Regions from separate parts of the Homo sapiens genome. Here region 1 is linked to region 2. The links are chromatin contacts, found by Hi-C or POLR2A ChIA-PET in ENCODE. All regions are on one chromosome and are shown on one strand. Each heading gives the region's core, a stretch centred on a gene start or an enhancer-like site at or near the end of the contact. The rest is flanking DNA. Distances are from core to core; before and after follow the strand shown. Region 1 holds the start of CYB5R3 (cytochrome b5 reductase 3). Region 2 has its middle 8.9 kb from the start of MRTFA.

Region 1 (4,546 bases), core at 644-3,143, 2.0 Mb before region 2:
TTCCAGTTCTTTCCACCCGGGGCTCCACATTGCCTCCCCAACGTCACATCACACCCCAGCTCGGCTGTATCAGCCCCTCTAACCTTGCCCATCAGGCCTCTGTTCACCTGTCTCCACCTCCAGGCCCTGCCAGCAAGGCGCTTCTCCCTTTCTCTGCCTGGTCTGTGCCACGTTGCCTGAACACACAGCCCACCCCATCCCCTCAGAGCACCAGGAGCTCACATCTGGGTCCAAGACCCTACCAGGAGAGCAAGGCAAGAGAATGACGCTAAGGCCCAGCATGAGCCTACACAGAGAAGGTGCCCACTGTCTGTCAAATTCATCCATTCAACAAGTATTTAGGCTGCTCATCGTGGCTCACGCTTATAATCCCAGCACTTTGGGAGGCCAAGGTGGGAGGATGGCTTGAACCCAGGAGTTCCGGACCAGCCTGGGCAACATAGTGAAACCCGTCTCTACAAAAAAATGCAAAAATGGCCGGGCGCGGTAGTTCCCACCTGTAATCCCGGCACTTTGGGAAGCCGAGGCAGGTGGATCACCTGAGGTCGGAAGTTCGAGACCAGCCTCACCAACATGTTGAAACACCGTCTCTACTAAAAATACAAAATTAGGCCGGGCGCGGTGGCTCACGCCTGTAATCCCAGCACTTTGGGAGGCCGAGGCGGGCGGATCACGAGGTCAGGAGATCGAGACCATCCTCGCTAACACGGTGAAACCCCGTCCCTACTGAAAATACAAAAAATTAGCCGGGCGCGGTGGGGTGCCTGTAGTGCCAGCTACTCGGGAGGCTGAGAATGGCGTGAACCCTGGAGGCGGAGCTTGCATTGAGCCGAAATGGCGCCACTGCATTCCAGCCTGGGGGACAGGGCGAGACTCTGTCTCAAAAAAAAAAAAAAAAAAAAAAAAAAAAAGATTAGCTGGTTAGCCAGATGTGGTGGCACATGCCTGTAATTTCGGGAGGCTGAGGCAGGAGGATCTGTTGAACCCTGGAGGCGGAGTTTGCGGTGAGCCGAGATCGCGTCAATGCATACCAGCCTGGGCAACAAGAGCGAAACTGCGTCTCAAAAAAAAAAACAATTAGCCGGACGTGGTGGCATGTGCCCAGCTACTCAGGAGGTTGAGGCAGGAGGAACACTTGAGCCTGGGAGGTTGAGGCTAAAGTGAGCTGTGATCAGGCTCCTGCATTCCAGTCTGGGCAAGAGTGAGACCCTGCTTTACCAAAAAAAAAAAAAAAAAAAAAGGTATTTATTGAGCACCTACTATATGCTAGGCTCTGTGTGGCTAGGCTCTGGGGATGTACGGGACTTCAAACCAGATAGGGCCTTGCCCTCCGGGAGCGCACAGTCCACTGGGATGGGGTGGGAGTGGGGGAAACACGCAGGAGGCCTTCAGCTAAGTGGGACAAAGATCACTCCACAGTGGGACAATGGCGTGGGGAGCGGAGGCGCCGCCGGCGAGGAGGCTCCGGGCGGGCCGTGCTGAGACCGCAGCATTTAACCCGGCCCGAGGCAGCTGGGAACAGTGCTGCCCAGGGAACTACAAATTCAAAGGCCCGGGGAAGGGCCGCGCTGAGCAGCTGCAGGCACAGGCCCAGGCCAGGCCAGGCAGGACCGGCCCCTGCAGTCTCGGAGGCCGGGGGAAGATTCCGCCTCTTATTCTCGCTCCCATCCGGGGGGCGCCATCTTGCTTCCTTTATGGCGGCGAACGAGGCCCAGAGAGGCCACCGTCCCGCGCGGGGCAGCACAGCGGCGGGAGAGCTCGGAGCGCAGAGGGCCGCATCCCCAGTTCCCAGTCTCCATCCCCGGCAGAAGCAGGCGGAGCGACCCGGTCCCCGCCCCCGCGCCCGCCCCGCCCCGCGCGCCCGCCTGGCCCCTCGGCCCCGCCCCTGCTCCGGAGTGACGCGGGCCCGGGCGCGACGGTCTCGGCGGCGGCGGCGGCGGCGACAGAGCGAGCGCGGCGCGGGGCCACCATGGGGGCCCAGCTCAGCACGGTAGGCGGGGAGGGGGCGCCGGGGCCGCGGGGCGTCGCGAGGGACTGGGACCCGGCGGCGAGGGGGCGGGCTGGCCTGCGGGAGGTGACGCGGGACCCGGGCCGCACCCGGCCGCACCCACTTCGCCCGCCCAGCCCGCCGCGCCCCACCCCACCCCACAAGGGCCTGGGCGAGCTACGTGGTGACCGCTACTTACGCCCTGGCAGTCTGCAGCGGGGACCCAGCCCTCCTGCCCGGGGGGCGCGCCAGAGCCCAGCACCCGGGGGCACCTGGGCCCTGCCCTGGCCGCCGTGGGGCCTTGGCTGCTGGAGGGACCCGTGGTTGTGAGCGTGTGTGCCGCTGAGTGTGAGTGTGTGAGCGAGCGTGTGAATGGCTTGAGAGTGAATGTGTGTGTGAGTGTGACCGTGGGTGTGAAGGGCGGGCATGGAAACGTGTGATGGGGTGTGTGTGTGTGTACGGGAGTATGTGAATGGGCGATGTCACTGACTGCGACTGAACGTGTGTGTGTGTGCGATGTCACTATGTCAGAGGGTTTTGCACGTTTAGCAACAAGGAACAGAACCCGGATGACACGGGGGCATCCTCCCAATGCTCAGTGGGCCAGGCTCCCATCAAGGCCAGGCTCCCACTGACCCTGCAAGCTGTGCTGGGGACCTCACACTTTGCGGTGTCAGTGCTGTTTGCCCCATTTCACAGATGGGGAAATGCAAACTAGTCTTGGCCACCGTCCCACAACGCTGCCGCCGGAAGGAGCCTGCTCCATGGGGTTTCAAAGTCCACTCTGCTGCTGTCACTCCTGGGCTGGCCTAGAGCCACCTTCCCTTCCCCCCAGGCCACCTCCTCTCCCCAGTTTCTCAAAAGTTGACCATGGTGAGGCTGGAGGCTTGAGTCTGTGTGGACATGTGGAGGCTGCGGCTGCAGAGGGCAGCTCTCCTGTCAACTGTGACCCGCTAGGCGTGGGGAGGCTGGCACAGGAGGAATCAGCCCAGTGCTCCTCCACCTCCACCTCTACCTCTATGCCTGGCATCTGCCACTTGGAGGGCACCTGGGTCCTCCCTCCTTGGGGAGGACCTGGAGTCTCCTCCTTGGGGATCCAGGCAAAAGGCCTCTTGGCTTGGGTGGTTGCTAAGGAAAGTGTGGCCCAACCCAGAACTTCGGGATGTTCAGACCCCAGGCAACCTTGGCCAGGGTGAACCTGTGGGCATCACCCCAACCTCCATGCAACACCCGGCCCATTTTTCCCCAGAAAGCATCTGCCTCCTTTATTGTTGAAATGTCCTGCCTGTGTCTCTAAAGCTTCCCCTGGTCTCCACCCAACCCTTCCCTGCTGTTTTTGGTGGTGTTCCATACCTTCCAGCTGGTGGTTGGATTTATGGCCACGTCCCCTGCACCTGGCTGCTCCATACATTTCTTTTTTCTTTTTTCTTTTTTGAGAAGAGTCTCTCACCCAGACAGTAGTGCAGTGGCGCGATCATAGCTCACTGCAGCCTCAACCTCTTGGGCACAAGTGATCCTTCTACCTCAGTGTCCTGAGTACAGGCACGTGCCAATATGCCTGGCTAAGTTTTTTTTTTTTGAGATGGAGTCTCTCTCTGTCACCCAGGTTGGAGTGCAGTGGCATGATCTCAGCTCACTGCAACCTCCACTTCCTGGGCTCCAGCAATTCTCCTGCCTCAGCCTCCCAAGTAGCTGGGATTACAGGCACTCGCCATCACACCTGGGCTTCGCCATCTTGGCCAAGCTGGTCCCGAACTCCTGACCTCAGATGATCCACCTGCCTCAGCCTCCCAAAGTGCTGGGATTACAGGAGTGAGCCACTGTGCCTGGCCTAATTTTTTGTATTTTTAATGGAGACAATGTCTTGCTATGTTGCCCAGGCTGGCCACAAACTGAGCTCAAGTGATCCTCCCATCCCAGCTCCTCAAAGTGCTGGGATTACAGGTGTGAACGCCGTTCTTGGCCTCATTCCATATATTTCTGTTGAATGGCTGAGCAGTCCTCTGTAAGGGGCAGAGCACTGCCTGGGAGTCGGGAGACCTCCACCAACCCTCCCCCGCCCAGCCCCATCTCTCCAAGGGTGGGTGGGGATTACCCTTTGTGGGTGCTGCTGGGATCCTCGCTTGGCCCAGAATGTCTCCAGCACATTCTGAGCCAGGCCTCCTGGCTTACGGGCTCCCCACAGTCTGGAGGAGGCTGGCTGGGGGCCTGGTGCTCTAGGTGTCTTATCTAAGACATGCAGGCCCCATGGGAGGCCTCTCCCAACACTTTGTGGGATCCAGGCCAGGGGTTGGCCCTGGAGTCTGCCAGCCACACTGGGAAAACATTGGAGCTTGGTCTGCCATCCTGAACTGTGGTTCCCCTGCCTCCCAGCCCGGCTGTGAGTGCTCAGCGACCCTGACAGGCTGACAGGTACAGTCTGCCGGGCTTTCCTACTGTCCCTGGCAGCCCCATGCTTACTCTGCGGCCCAGATCCCAGCTCTGTGTCCACCTGTTCCTTCTCCTGGGTTCCCTTCCCCCACAGTTCCCAGCCAAGCCAGAGCCCCCCACTGCAGAACT
Region 2 (4,607 bases), core at 1,879-4,378:
AATCAGGTAGCATTTTGGTAAGGAGAGAAATCAGTATAACTTGTTCCACCAACTCAAAGTGCAGAGTTCCACATAATTGCTGGAGTCTTTATCACCTCCCCACCCAACTTTGTGATTTGCCCCATATGCTAAGGACTTCAGGCGCTGCTCCATCCAGGGGTTTGAATCATATCATGGGGACTCTGCCCCTGTCTCTTCTATACCCTTCATTGCTCCTTGTTGTTATTTGGTTTCATTTTCAGATGAGATCCGGTGTGTTCAGGGTGATATGGCTGTAGACATGGCCTTCTTTTCTTTCTTTCTTTTTTTTTTTTTGAGAGGGAGTTTCACTCTTGGCACGATCTCGGCCCACTGCAACCTCTGCCTCCCGGGTTCAAGCAATTCTCCAGCCTCAGCCTCCCAAGTAGCTGGGATTACAGGTGCCTGCCACCATGCCTGGCTAATTTTTGTATTTTTAGTAGAGACGGGGTTTCACCATGTTGGCCAGTCTGGTCTGGAACTCCTGACCTCAGGTTATCCGCCGGCCTCGGCCTCTCAAAGTGCTGGGATTACAGGTGTGAGCCACCGCGCCTGGCCTGGGCCTTATTTTCAAATCTCTTCTTGCCTTCTGACAGCTAGATGGCCACCGGCAGCTCCAAGCCTACATTTGTTTTTTTTTGTTTTTTTTTTTTTTTGAGACTAAGTTTCGCTCTATTGCCCAGGCTGGAGTGCAAGTGGTGTGATCTCGGCTCACTGCAACCTCCGCCTCCGGGGTTCAAGTGATTCTCATGCCTCAGCCTCCAGAGTAGCTAGGATTACAGGCGCCCGCCACCACACCCATCTAATTTTTGTATTTGTAGTAGAGACAGGGTTTCACCATGTTGGCCAGGCTGGGATTACAGGCTTGAGCCACCGCGCCTGGCCTAATTTTGATTTTTTGAAATATTGTATTATTTTTCTTAATTGCTAAGTTTTTGGCATCCACTTAAATTTTGTGTCTGATTCTCCTCACCCTAGGCTATAACATCATGGCAAGCTTTTATTTAAGAAAAAAAAAATCTTTGCAAGTTTTTTTGTTGTTGTTGTTGTTATTTTTTTTGAGACAGAGTCGAGCTCTGTCGCCCAGGCTGGAGTGCTCGAGTGCAGTGGCGTGATCTCGGCTCACTGCAAGCTCCGCGTCCTGGGTTCACGCCATTCTCCTGCCTCAGCCTCCTGAGTAGCTGGAACTACAGGCGCACAACACCACGCCCAGCTAATTTTTTGTATTTTTAGTAGAGACGGGGTTTCAGCATGTTAGCCAGGATGGTCTCGATCTCCTGACCTCGTGATCCGCCCGCCTCGGCCTCCCAAAGTGCTGGGATTACAGGCGTGAGCCACCGCGCCCGGCCAAGTTTTTGTTTTTAAAACAAAATCTTTTTGTTCCACAAGCAATAAGAACTTTCAGTTCAGTTCCACCTCTTGGTTGTTTACCAGCGCGGCCTCTTCTCTACTCCAGGGGGCAAAAACGGGGTTACAGTTCTCAACCACCAGGGGGCGTCAAAGAACAACTGATAATCGAACCGTTCCTAAGGACGTCCTCCAGGAATATTCCCCAGCCTGGATTCCTTTTCTTGCTGAAGAAAACCCATCCATTTTGAGTTCTCTGCCTGTCAAGTACTTCAGTCTCAAGTAGGCCCCGACTACATGAGCTAGATTCGAGGTTATGTTTGGATTGTATCCTGAAAGTACCCAAAGAAGACATTTATATTGGCTGCAATGATCAGAAAGCCAGAATAAAATCCCACGGGGGTTTGAGTTAATCAAACTTGTGTTTAAACTTTGGCATGTGTGATGCAAATCAAGGTCGCTGGGTAGGGATACCAAGCTTCCTAGTTTCCCCTGGTCAGTAAAAGTCCTGCATCTTGACCCTTCAGTTCCTGCAAACTGGACTGTTGGTCCCTCTACCTGCTTGACCCTCAGTTTTCATCATCTGTGAAATGGACATAAGGCTGGTACCTTCTATGAAGTGTTCATGGAAGAATTCAATGAGATGATGATGTACACAGTAGGTGCTGAATAAAAACTAGCTCAGTTTTGTGATCAAGTGATATACTAGGTGTTTGCAATCCCAGGGATGACCCAATAAAACTATGTAAACAGAGCCCTAGCTTTTTTTGTTTGTTTGTTTTTTAGACGGAGTCTCACTCTGTCACCCAGGCTGGAGTGCAGTGACACTATCTCAGCTCACTGCAACAACCTCTGCCTCCAGGGTTCAAGTGAGTCTCCTGCCTCATCCACCTGAGTAGCTGGGATTACAGACACTCACCACCATGCTCGGCTAATTTTTGTGTTTTTAGTAGAAACAGGGTTTCATCATGTTGGCCAAGCTGGGCTCCAACTCTTGGCCTCAAGTGATATGCCACCTTGGCCTCCCAAAGAGGTGAGATTACAAGTGTGAGCCACTGCACCCGATTGAGCCCCAGTATTTAAAAAAACTTTAATATAATAGAGATGGGGTCTTGCTATGTTGCTCAGGCTGGTCTTGAACTCCTGGGTTCAAGCCATCCTCCCACTTCGGCCTCCCAAAATGCTGGCATTACAGGTATGGGCCACCTTGCTTGGTCACAGAGCCCTAGCATTTTAACACCTCACTTATACATTTAATTCACTTCCAAAGATATTTGCTGAGTGCTTACTACATTTGAAGAAATTGTTAGCAGTTTAAAGGTTATGGGCATATTTTTTTTTTAAATTATTGCCCTTTCTCAAGGATGCTATAATGTCTAGGGGACAGAGATATGGAAAGTGTTTACAGGGTAGAGGGGAAAAAACTCCATGCTGATTGTTCCCCTCTTGTGGGTCTTTATTTCCTCCTGGCTGGATAACAGTAGTGGTTTAATTTATCTTTCCAGCCCCACTTCACTCTCCTTCCATTCCAACTGACAAACTACCAGGTGAATCTTAAGACAGTCTGGATTCTGTTTTCCAGAACGTAATGCCTCCTTTACCATGGCGTTCTTTTTACAACAAGGCCTCAGCAAACTTTCAAACCTTATCTCTCAAACAACCCAGGTGACTCCCTTGCTCAAACATGTCCTCTGTTTTCCTTCCTCCACGTTATTACTCACAGTGTTTCCTAAGTTGGAGTGCCCCACCTCATTACTGCCTGTCAAACATAAGCTCTTTCATGTGTTGCCTCAGTGGGTTCTCCACCAGACAGGAACACTCCCTTCCTAGACCAGACCTCATTCTACTATCCTTTCAGCATTGTTCGTGTTAGCATCATTTCATGGACCCTGTTCTTGATTGTGGCAAAGCTGATCTATTTCACCTTTTTATATTTCCTCTAGTTCCTTGTATGTAGCCAACAAATGTTTATTGAATTACACCCAGGATCTTATTTATTTATTTATTTATTTATTTATTTATTGAGACAGAGTCTTATTCCATCACCCAGGTTGGAGTGCAGTGGTGCGATCTTAGCTCACTAACAGGCTCCATCTCCCAGGTTCAAGCGATTTTCCTGCCTCAGCCTCCCGAGTAGCTGGGATTACAGGCATGCACCACCACACCTGGCTAATTTTTGTATTTTTAGGAGAGATGGCATTTCACCGTGTTGGCCAGGCTGGTCTCAAACTCCTGGACTCAAGTGATCCACCTGCCTCAGCCTCCCAAAGTGCTGGGATTACAGGCGTGAGCCACTGCACCCGGCCCCAGGATCTTAATTTTAATATCCGTATCCTAGCTTTGCTAGTTTTAAGCTGTGTGATATTGAGCAAGTTACTTAACCTCTCTAAGCTTCAGTTTCCTCATGTGAAATAAGATAATGCACTTGGAATGCTTTAGCATTCTGCTTGTTACAATAGGAGCTACAGATTGTCAGAGAAAGAAAAGATCCACCTACGTTGGAGGAATATGGGAGGGCTTCCTGGAGGAAGTGGGATGTCAGCTGGGATTTGAATAGATGAAGATAAAAGAGGACATTCTAGACAAAAAAACTAATCAGAACAAAGACTTAAGAAGAAATAGGAAAGCACAGGATGTGCTGAAGACGGAGTTGATCAAGTCCTGGAAAATACTTTTGGAGAGATTCTCCATGAAGAGAAATAGAGAGGGAAAGGATGGGGGAGTAACTTTTCTCAGAGTATGAATTAACAGGTTGGAAGGAGGAAGATCAGTCTTCAGTGGTTCGCTGAAGGTTCCTGTCATTGGATTTGCCCCTTTCAGCAGCAGCAGCAGAATCAGAAGTGGTGGCCAGTGGATAGGTGACAGAATGAAATCAGCACATGTTTTCAGCAAGGTGCAAAGAAGGATGGAAATGGACAGAAGGACAACTGGCTGCTCATGATTAGCAGAGTGAGGCTTAAAGTTTTACATTTGTGTTAAAGAATTAATTATAGAGGCAGGAGAATTGCTTGAATCCGGGAGACGGAGGTTGCAGTGAGCCAAGATCCCGCCACTGCAATCCAGCCTGAGCGACAAGAGCGAGACTCCATCTCAAAAAAAAAAAAAAAAGAATTAATTATAGAAATACAAGAGTGAATTTGGCTTAGTATCAGTTTTTGGGAAAAGCTCTAGAGGGAAGGGGGTGGAAAGGATTGGTTATAAAGTCAGGTTGAGCCAAAGGGTCAGTGCAGCCACTAGATCTG

Evidence for each region. Hi-C counts contacts between places; a loop is a spot of excess contacts on that map. ChIA-PET counts read pairs that join two places held with the same protein, here RNA polymerase II (POLR2A).
Region 1: a loop to region 2 is called in a map of breast epithelium, with 30 times the contacts of the local background. The contact joins the promoter of CYB5R3 here to the enhancer-like site in region 2. A Hi-C loop is called at or near these places in 1 of 168 maps with a recorded cell type or tissue (breast epithelium). POLR2A ChIA-PET finds 5 or more read pairs at or near these places in 1 of 52 experiments (activated B cell).

What each region holds. Positions count from the first base shown.
Region 1 is chr22:42,646,739-42,651,284 of GRCh38, reverse strand. It overlaps CYB5R3 (cytochrome b5 reductase 3), which reads left to right and starts at 1,893. Exons shown (of 9, transcript NM_000398.7): 1 at 1,893-1,990. The coding sequence starts at 1,970. RefSeq lists silencers at 1,413-1,512, 1,823-2,012, 2,033-2,382 and an enhancer at 905-1,718.
Region 2 is chr22:40,643,317-40,647,923 of GRCh38, reverse strand. No RefSeq gene overlaps it. Among named protein-coding and RNA genes, the nearest start is that of MRTFA, 8.9 kb to the right of the region's middle. Within about 2 kb of position 3,128, at least 6 of the 41 ENCODE cell types and tissues checked have a DNase peak (open chromatin) inside an H3K27ac peak, as active enhancers do.